Regions from separate parts of the Homo sapiens genome. Here region 1 is linked to region 2. A link is a contact called in ENCODE Hi-C or POLR2A ChIA-PET data. All regions are on one chromosome and are shown on one strand. Each heading gives the region's core, a stretch centred on a gene start or an enhancer-like site at or near the end of the contact. The rest is flanking DNA. Distances are from core to core; before and after follow the strand shown. Region 1 overlaps LINC02245 (long intergenic non-protein coding RNA 2245). Region 2 has its middle 46 kb from the start of SERTAD2.

Evidence for each region. Hi-C counts contacts between places; a loop is a spot of excess contacts on that map. ChIA-PET counts read pairs that join two places held with the same protein, here RNA polymerase II (POLR2A). Pooled maps may share reads with other maps.
Region 1: a pooled map shows a loop between it and region 2 (5-fold over the local background). The contact joins two enhancer-like sites. A Hi-C loop is called at or near these places in 1 of 37 single-sample maps with no recorded cell type and 3 of 50 pooled maps. POLR2A ChIA-PET finds 5 or more read pairs at or near these places in 2 of 52 experiments (GM10248 and OCI-LY7).

The regions. Positions count from the first base shown.
Region 1 is chr2:64,913,524-64,918,349 of GRCh38, forward strand. The region is part of intron 1 of LINC02245 (long intergenic non-protein coding RNA 2245); the gene reads right to left. Among named protein-coding and RNA genes, the nearest start is that of LINC02245, 17 kb to the right of the region's middle. RefSeq lists enhancers at 1,969-2,048, 2,962-3,151, 3,522-3,571, 4,582-4,661. Within about 2 kb of position 1,773, at least 6 of the 41 ENCODE cell types and tissues checked have a DNase peak (open chromatin) inside an H3K27ac peak, as active enhancers do.
Region 2 is chr2:64,697,216-64,702,368 of GRCh38, forward strand. No RefSeq gene overlaps it. Among named protein-coding and RNA genes, the nearest start is that of SERTAD2, 46 kb to the left of the region's middle. RefSeq lists enhancers at 1,675-1,744, 2,822-2,881. Within about 2 kb of position 1,661, at least 3 of the 41 ENCODE cell types and tissues checked have a DNase peak (open chromatin) inside an H3K27ac peak, as active enhancers do.

The DNA of each region.
Region 1 (4,826 bases), core at 523-3,022, 220 kb after region 2:
GGCCTGCTGGGCTGAGCAGGTATCTGGGGATGAGGACTTAGGAGTATGAAGGCCAAGGGCTCCCTGGGAGGGAAGAGAAGGTTTCTCCAGAGATGTTCACAGGGCGTGGGATCTCTAGGTAGTAAAAGGAATGCAACCTGGCTTCTTGCTCCCAGAAGGTGAAGCCAGACGTATTGTGATGTGTGGCAATCTAAATGACAAAATACTTTGTGGACACGGTTGGGAAGTACAGATAATGACATTACATCATGTCCATTACATAAACGAAGTGAAAAAAAGGTAGATACAAAAATAAGACTACAAATGACAGTTTGAAAAGAATGTTGTGTGTGTGTGTGTGTGTGTGTGTGTGTGTGTGTGTGTAGCAGGTATGAATAAGTCCACAAACTATATGGGCAAGACATATTTGATTCCTTTATTTCCTTTTAATCAACTTAGTCCTGCCTCTGAGCTCTCATTCATCCTGATAAAAATTTGTCCCCAGTTATTTTTAGGGTTTCCCACTGCCATGGTTGTGCTGGGGTCTCTCGTCCATAGCTGCAAAACACTGGCATTCTCCTGTGATTTTTGAGTCCATGGATACAGCCTTCTTCCACTCCACACAGTCCGTGGAAGCCCCCCATCTGGCTGGGGTACACGAATCAATCTTGGTGGGCCCGGAGACTCGATTCCTCAGAGGCACCCTCTGCAGCGTCACCCCGGAAGTCTTGCCACACCACCCACCCCCCATTCTCACCTCTCCTTTCTGCCTTCTTCCTTCTCTCCCACCTGCCCCTCAGAACACATACTCTTGAATGAGTTTAAGTTTTTCAAGAGGAAGAAGTACATCAGCCTTGCTGAAATAATCGAATAAGGGGATACCAGCAACATGGAAACCAGAAACCAGCCTGGACAACCTGGTGAAACCCCGTCTCTACTAAAAAAAAAAAAAAAATTTCAAAAATTAGCCGGGTGTGGTGATGCGTGCTCATAGTCCCAGCTACTCAGGAGGCTGAAGCACGAAAATTGCTTAAACCCGGGAGGCGGAGGTTGCAGTGAGCCGAGATCACACCACTGCACTCCAGCCTGGGCGACAGAGCAAGTCTTTGTCTCAAAGTAATAATAATAATAATAAACATTGAATGTACCTCTTCCTCAGGGAAAGGAGGTTAAATAAAGCTGGATTTCCATCTGAAAAGGGAGATAGAGGGGAAATATGGACAATAACATATGAAGTAAGAGTCAGAAAAAAATCTGTACATGTAAATAGATGTATATGGAATCACCTCATAATGTCACGGTGATTGTTTATGGAGAGTGAGGTTGCAGGTGAGTTTTATTTTCGACCCCACCTCTGGTACTCATGACCTTTGTGTGGCCCTCTCCCACTCTGTAACAGGGCGAGTTTGGGTGACCTATAGAATACAGCAGAAGTGAAGGTTCGTCACTCCCCACTGAGGCTATATAAAGGGCTGTAGTTTCCATCTTGGACACTGTCTCTCTTGCTCTTTCTCTCACATCATTTATTCTTAAGGGAAATTTTGTCCTGAGAAGCACTATAGAGGGGCCCAGCCATGGCCTCCTGCCAACAGCCACATGAGTGAGCTTAGAACCAGACCCTAGCAGGCCACTGATGCAATCCATCTGTAGTCCCAGCTAGTTGGGAGGCTGAGGCTAGAGAATTACTTGAGCCCAGGAGTTCAAGGCAGCAGTGAGCTATGATCACAACGCTGAAAAAGCAGCAGATCCTGCAACCTGCCAAGGCTTCACATGAGAATAGCCCTGACAACATCTGGACTGCAACCTCTTGAGACTCCCTGAGTCAGAACTACCCAGCATATTTCAGACGAGACCATAAAAGAGGAAGAAAAGAACCACCTGGCTGAGCTGCTCTCAGTGATAGTGAGATAACAGATGTTTGATATTTTAAGCTGCTGGGTTTTGGAGATAACCTGTTACACAACAACAAATAACTAACACAGTATTTTCCCCGCAATTTTCAAGTTCTATATAATGTACATATATTGCCTTACAACCAGAAAAAAAATGTTTTCAAAGATCAAGTAAATCCTTCATTCCAGTGTGATACAGAACAACCTGTTCAGTTGTCTGTCTGAGTACCATCACTGCTTTGCACACCTGTACCCACTGAAGTCCATGTGGTAAGACACCAGCTACACACCAGGGAGGCCTGAACAGGGGTTGGTCTTAATTTGGTTTTGCCAGAGAACTTCGTGTTGCAAAACATCCCATAAAAAGGGATGATTCTTTTCGTGTGATGCAGGTCTTGCAAATGTAGCCAAAAATCAGTTAATTCCCTCAGGAAATTGGATAACATTTAAACCTGGTTAACTGCCTCAAACGTTGTATAAAGTAATAAATAGCATTTGACTATTACCAACAGCTACATTTTGTTTATAGAGGATTTTCTTTCTTTTATTTTTTTTTATTATTATTTTTTTTTAGAGACAAGGTCTCCTTCTGTCGCCCAAGCTGGAGTGCAGTGGTGCAATCACGGCTCATTGCAGCCTCAACCTCCCAGGCTCAAATGATCCTCCCAGCTCAGCTTTTTGGGCACCTGGAACTACAGGCACATGTCACCACACCCAGCTTGGATTTCCCAAAATTGGAAATGTACATTTTTCTTTTGAAGGTCAGTGGGCCTAGAACAAAATGTGGCATGGTAGGGAGAATGCTGTCCTTGAACCTGAAGCCTTCCCTCTGCCAGGAACAGCTCTGTGGCTCTGCAACAAGTCACTTTGCCTCTCTGGCCAGTTTCCTTATATGTAAAACAGCAGTGTTGAATATACTATCTCTAATGACTCCAAAAATTTGTTACCCTATATAGTCTTGCTTTAACCTACCATGGTATTTTGGCTCTTGAATGACAAGCCTGAGCCCCCACTCATGATGGATGTTGCACTATCCAGTATGGAGGCCACTATGTGCATGTGGCTAAATTCAAATTAATTTAAATGAACTAAAATTAAAATGTATTTCTCTGTTGCAGTAGCCATGTTTCAGGTGCTCCATAGCACCTGCAGCCAGTGGCGATGTATGACACAGCGCAGAGTTAGAGCACTTCCACCATCACAGAAAGTTCTACTGGACAGCTGCTCTAGGGCCTCACCTCTCCAAGTGTGGTCCACGAACCAGCAGCACCACATTACCTAGGAGCCCTTAGAAATGTAGACTGGGCTCAGACTGGGCACAGTGGCTCACGCCTGTAATCCCAGCACTTTGGGAGGCCAAGGCAGGCTGATCACCTGAGGTCAGGACTTCAAGACCAGCTTGGTCAACATGGTGAAACCCCGTCTTTACTAAAAATACAAAAATTAGCCAGGCGTGGTGGCAGGTGCCTGTAGTCTCAGCTACTCGGAAGGCTGAGGCAAGAGAATCGCTTGAATTCAGGAGGCGGAGGTTGCAGTGAGCTGAGACTGTGCCATTGCACTCCAGCCAGGGCAATAAGAGTGAAACTCCGTCTCAAAAAAAAAAAAGAAAAGAAAGAAAGAAAAGAAAAGAAACGTAGACTCTTGGGCCCTACCCCAGATCAGCCGAATCAGAATCTGGATTTTAACAAGATTCCCCAGTGCCTCCTGCAGGTGTGAGTTTGAGAAGCCCTGCTATAGGGAATGTTCTCTGCTGAGCAGGTGACTGGAAGGACAGAGTGGTGGTTAGATGTGTGTCCTCGGCCGGATGCAGTGGCTCATGCCTGCAATCCCAGCACTTTGGGAGGCCGAGGCTGGAGGATCACTCGAGCCCAGGAGTTAGAGACCAGCCTGGGCAACATAGGGAGACCTTGTCTTTACAAAAACATAAACAAAATTAGCCGGGCATGGTAGTGCATGCCTGTGGTCCCAGCTACTTGGGAGGCTGAGGCAGGAGGATCACTTGAGCCTGGAAGGTCAAGGATGCAGTGAGCCAAGATCGTGCCACTGCACTCCAGCCTGGGCAACAGAGTGAGACCTTGTCTCAAAAAAAAAAAAAAAAAAAAATTGTGGCCTCTGTGACCACACTCAGCGGATGTGTAGCCTGGCTACTTCTTGGCTGTGTGAACTTAGGCAAATTTCTTAACCCTTCTGGGCTCCAGTTTCCTTATTCAGAAAATAGTATCCATCTCATGGGAAACTCTGAGGCCATAACAATATAAGACAATTATCACAGTGCCTCCCTAACACACAGTAAGTGCTCTTTAAATGACAGTTTTGTTATTTTGGGGTTCTGCAAGGTTTCAGGTTTCTGACAACCCCAGGCCTTGAGATCCAATGCAGACAACAGGCCAAGAGCGGCTCTTCTCCTTTCTGCCACAGGGTGGCGCTGTGTCACAACGTCCTTTCCTCTCCCGCAGACTTGGAGCTGGCTCCCCGGCAGGAAACCAGAATTTGAGATTTCCGCTGTCTCTGTTTCCGATTACTAAGCACGACCGGGCAGCCTGGACACCGATCCAAGCATTCATCTGGCAGATAATAGGAAAACAGTCCTCAGCTTTGTATCCAGTTGGAATGCAAAAGTAAGGGTCGAACCAAGAGTTCAATAAGGGCTGTGTGAAAGTGGTCGTGGAAGCCGGAGACTCCTGATGGAGGGCTGGGGGCAGGGAAGTTTCGGATTTTCTGTATCAGCTGTGCAACGACTTGTGTTCCTTGAACCACATGTTCAAACTACAGCCCTTTGCTGGCCAAGTATATGGGTGTGTGTGTGGGCGGGGAGTCGGGGTGGGGAGCCTGTGGGAGGTGTGGGTGTGAGAAGGAGAGACAGAGAGAGGATTTTTAATGTTTTGAAACAGGGTCTTGCTCTGTTCTCAGGCTGGAGTGCAGTGGTGCAATCACAGCTCACTGCAGCCTCGACCT
Region 2 (5,153 bases), core at 411-2,910:
CTTAATCCTAGTGACACAGTTAGAGACTACTGTTATATCCAGGTTACAAATAACAAAACTGAGTACTTGAAGGTTTACACAATTACCCAAAGTCATTCAGCTGCTATATAGCTGGGATCTAAACCCAGGTAGCCTAATTCCAGAGAAATAGAGATTTACTGGCTCACCATAGCATAATGGTTAAAAGCATAAGCTCTGGAATCACAAAAGAAAACACCATTAATTCTCCCTACTAAGGCCAAGGAAGAGATAACATTTGGGTTACGCTTAAAGGAGGAATAAAATTTCACCATGCAGAAACAGGGAGAAGCAACCACAAAATGATGTAATTAAGGATGGGGAAATAAAATGGCAAAGTGTGTGTATTTAGGATACTGAGACTTTTTTTGATGAGGTTATAACATAAAATGTACTTGAGGAGAGAGGGAGAGGATGAAGCAGAAGTCAGTTGGGGTCATTTCTGGCACAGCCTTCATACGAGTGTAAATTCTATCCTGAATACTTTCCAAACCTTTTCACATCAGGGCATACAAAAATAAAACATTTGTACAGCATACTGCAGGAAATGAACCCACCTGTTTGCTGCTGGAGCCCACAGGTGACCAGCGCAGCCAGGATCTATTGCCCGCTCTCCCCTAAGGGCCGAGGGGATTGGATATGGGGTGTGAAATAGAGAGCTGGGATTCCAGTTTAGATGATTAAGGGATGGAGAGAGATGCCGTGACAGGAAATAGAGAATTTAGAAGGGTAAGCTGGGAAAACAGAACAAGTTTAATTCAGGATATGCTGTCAGGGGCCTGCAAGACAATTAGGAGAGAACTTTGTAATACCTTACCAGAGATCAGGAGAAAAATCCTACCATTATCTGACTCATCAACCCACACTTTCCAAAATCCTTGCTTTCTTACCTTAATTAATTATTACCCCAGTGTTGTGTTCAAGCCATATGTCCAATGTCTTTTGGATCCATGAAAAAGAAGATTGAATATTTTTTGGGAAATGTGTTTATAAATATGGGGAGAAAGTAGAAGGATTAGAAGGAGAGGGGGTGAAAATGACTTGCATTTTTAGAAAAGGTGACAAGTGCGGCTTTTGATATATCTTTATAAGAGCACAGCCTACAAAATGGTTCTAAAAAGTTAAGGGGAATAGTTTGTAGCCAAACAATTAAATTCACTGGGTATTAGGGAAGGTACAATGCAATTGTGCAACACTGGAATTTGACCAGGTCATTAGGGTCAAGTAGTTAAATGTAGAAGGTACTTCTGATTACCTAGAATATGAAAACGTCTGTTTTCCTATGCATTAAAGGAAAACTTCTAAATCACACTGTCTTTCATTTCTCTTGTCCCTTAATTCTGAATGTAACCAATGATACTTAAGTGGTACAACTGGAGGGGAGAAAAGATAATACTCCCAAAATACAGATGAGAAAATGTTTTAATTAGTGATTTTGAAGTAGTTAATGTGTGTTAACAACTGTGGTTCTATAAAAAGAAACCATGCGGAGAATATACCAACATTTAGTTTATGTTTTCACAAGTATATGCTGACTGTCTCATTATTAAGTACACAGAGCTCAAAAAAAACCAGTGCTACAGAGAGTGTACACTAACTGTTAAACATTGTAGAAGAGGTTGAGAGATACTGGCTAATGACTACCATAAAAGGAGTAGATGACTAAGAACAGAGAGGATGTGTGACTAAAAAGTCCCTCTATGGTTCTTTGAAAATTCCCTGAATAACTAGGCATGCCAAATGTGGTCTGTCATAAAATTATTTGATGCTAAACTCTGTAGTTAGACGACAAATATACGCTGTGTCCAAAGGAGAAAGTCTTTGTATAGACCATTTAATTGCAAAGTGCCAAGACAAATCAAGACCATTAATAAGTGAAAGTGTTAATCAAATTAAAGTGTGACCCAGAGTTCAAACACTCCTGGGCTAGATTGGGCTCACTCTACAGACTCATTCAATTTTTAGGGGGCATGACCACTGTGCAGCGGCCAGGCACTTTGGGCCACCACTGCTCCTTTCTACTCCTGAAAATGTACAGGAAGTATTGCTTCTCACAGATCCTTGAACACTGTAGAGTAATACTAGCTGGCACATCACAGCCTATCTCTAGTAAATCAACCTTTTCACCCCAAAGGCTTACTTACCACAGCTATACCAAAACTGCAGATATTAAAAAAAAAATCCCAGTACACATTTGGAAATGTATCATAATTCCCCTACACATACAACCGTCTCTGAATATGCTAATTGGAACAACCGATTTTCTTTAAAAATGTTACTTTTCCCTCAAGTAATAACTCCAAATTATTATAATAATGGTAATAGTTACTACTGTTACGTAAAAACATCATTTGATCCTTAAACTCATGAGGTAGGTTTCAGATGGGGAGACATATGCAAGGTCATATCCTTTAAGATCAGACTGGAAGCCAGGCACAGTGGTGTGCCCCTGAAATTCCAACTGCTCAGGAGGCTGAAGTACCAGGATCGCTTGAGCCCAGAGAGGCAACACAGTAAGATCCTGACAAGGTCTCGCTCTGGGTCCCCACACAAATCTCATCTTGAATTGTAATCCAAATTGTAATCCCCATGCACTGGGGGAGGGACCTCGTAGGAGGTGACTAGATGATGGAGGCAGTCCCCCCATGCTGTTCTCATGATAGCGAAGTGAGTCCTCACAAGATCTGATGGTTTTATAAGGGGTTTTTCCCACTTTGCTCGCACTTCTCCTTGCTGCCACCATGTGAAGAAGGACGAGTTTGCATCCCGTCCGCCATAATTGTAAGTTTCCTGAGGCCTCCTCAGCCATGCTGAACTGTGAGTCAATTAAGCCTCTTTCCTTTATAAATTACCCAGTCTCAGGTATGTCTTTATCAGCAGCGTTGAGAATGGACTAATACAGATCTCATCTCATATCAAAAAAACAAACAAACATCAGATTGAAACCCAAGTTTGTCTAACTTCAAAACCCATGTTTGTTTCACTACACTACATTGTTTCTTGATACTCTTCTGTTTGCTAAAATACATATTACAGACATTCATGGGAGAAAATATATTGAGTAACTAGTGACTCAAATGGGGAAACAGTTTTGAATGACTACAGGACTGTCTTGTAAAACACAGCAATGACTTTTTATGCCATGTGATTGAGGTTTTTTTTTTTTTTTTTTAGTTTTAGTTTTGGCTTTCCTAGTGTATGCCTGTTATGTATCCCTCTAGACATGTCTAGAATACTATATCAAATTTCACTAATATACAGTCCTTTAGTAAAATGTATACCCTCACCATGTGTGAATCCTGCATATTTAAGAATCCATATTCCACGTATACAATGAAAAATAAGCAAATCTTTACTCATCTTTAGAGCTTTCTTGCTTTTCTTTCTTTCTTTCTCTCTCTCTCTCTCTCTCTCTCTCTCTCCCTCTCTCTCTCTCTCTCTCTCTCTTTCTTTCTTTCTTTCTTTCTTTCGAGACGAAGTCTCTCTCATCCCCCAGGCTGGAGTGCAATGGCGTGATCTCAGCTCACTGCAACCTCTGCCTCCCGGGTTCAAGTGATTCTCCTGCCTCAGCCTCTCGAGTAGCTGGGATTACAGGCACCGGCCACCATGCCCGGTTAATTTTTATATTTTTTAGTAAAGACGGGGTTTCACTATGTCAGCCAGGCTGGTCTCGAACTCCTGATCTCAGGTGATTCTCTCACCTCGGCCTCCCAAAGTGCTGGGATTACAGGCTTGAGCCACCGCAGCCGGCCCCACAGCCTTCTTTAATTCAAGATAATTGATTGAAAAATAAAGAATGAAGCTTACTTTCCTTATTGGTATTTTAATAAATCCTTACTGGTATTTTAATAATCCCATGTACAATGAAGAACAGATTTTATAAAAAGTTTAATTTTCTGAAATGATAAATTGTAAAATGGCACTTTGTTCCCCTAAAAGAATACAGTCAAATATTAAAAATATATACCATAATCACAGGGGATATTTATTTCTCTTGTTGCATCTATTCCCCTTCTTTCACAACCTCACCATTCTTTTCTTTGAGAACCACCTCTCCCTTTTTTCTCAGTCTGGATGACTTAATTCTCGGCACCAGGGATGGGCACATGGCCTAGGCCTGGCCAGTCAGTGCATTTCATCCCCTTTGCCACAGTGGTTGGTTCACAGGTGCATACATATCCCAAGACAGGCCAATGAGATTCCACACCAAGATTTCCACACAAAATATTGGGAAGTGCCTTCTTTCTTTCTGGGATGCTAAAATGGTAAGACTATGGATTCTTGCTGTCTTTACTACCACATGGGAACAATGCATGTAAGAATGAAGACACTACAGGGGAAACCAATGAAGAAAAGTGGGAAAACAACATATTCCTGATATTATTTGAGCGGCAGCAAGTTCAGGGATGGGGAAGGTTGGTCTCACCAGCCTATCCCTGCTATGTGGCCTTACTGTGATGCAGGGCACCCAGCTCCCTTAACACCTTATTTCTAGTCTTCCTGCCAATGCTAGGAGCACCGGATACCATTTTTGTTTTTGTTTTTTTAAATAGACCACAATCAGTTTCTGTTTTTGTTTGTTTGTTTGTTTGTTTGTTTTTTGAGACGGAGTCTCGCTCCTCTTTTGCCCAGGCCGAAGTGCAGTGGCGCTATCTCGGCTCATGCAAGCTCCGCCTCCCGGATTCACGCCATTCTCCTGCCTCAGCCTCCCGAGTAGCTGGGACTACAGGCACCCGCCACCGTGCCCGGCTAATTTTTTTTGTATTTTTAGTAGAGACGGGGTTGCACCGTGTTAGCCAGATGGACTCGATCTCCTGACCTCGTGATCCGCCCGCCTTGGCCTCCGAAAGTGCTGGGATTACAAGCGTGAGCCACCGCGCCCGGCCCAGTTTCTGTTTTTACAACCAAGAACCCTGGCTACTCCAATGAGTGAACACTTTTATAATTTTAGGGTGGAGAAAGCCTGCCTAGAAAGATACATCTGACTACATAACAATCAGACGTTGGGGGACAAACTGGCAACATCATAAAATATTGTAATGTACGTTCTGCTAGACTCAGCAAGCCCATACCTACAAATGTACCCCATGGAGAAAAATGAAAAAAATGTGAGAAAATGTTAGGTTTAAATGATG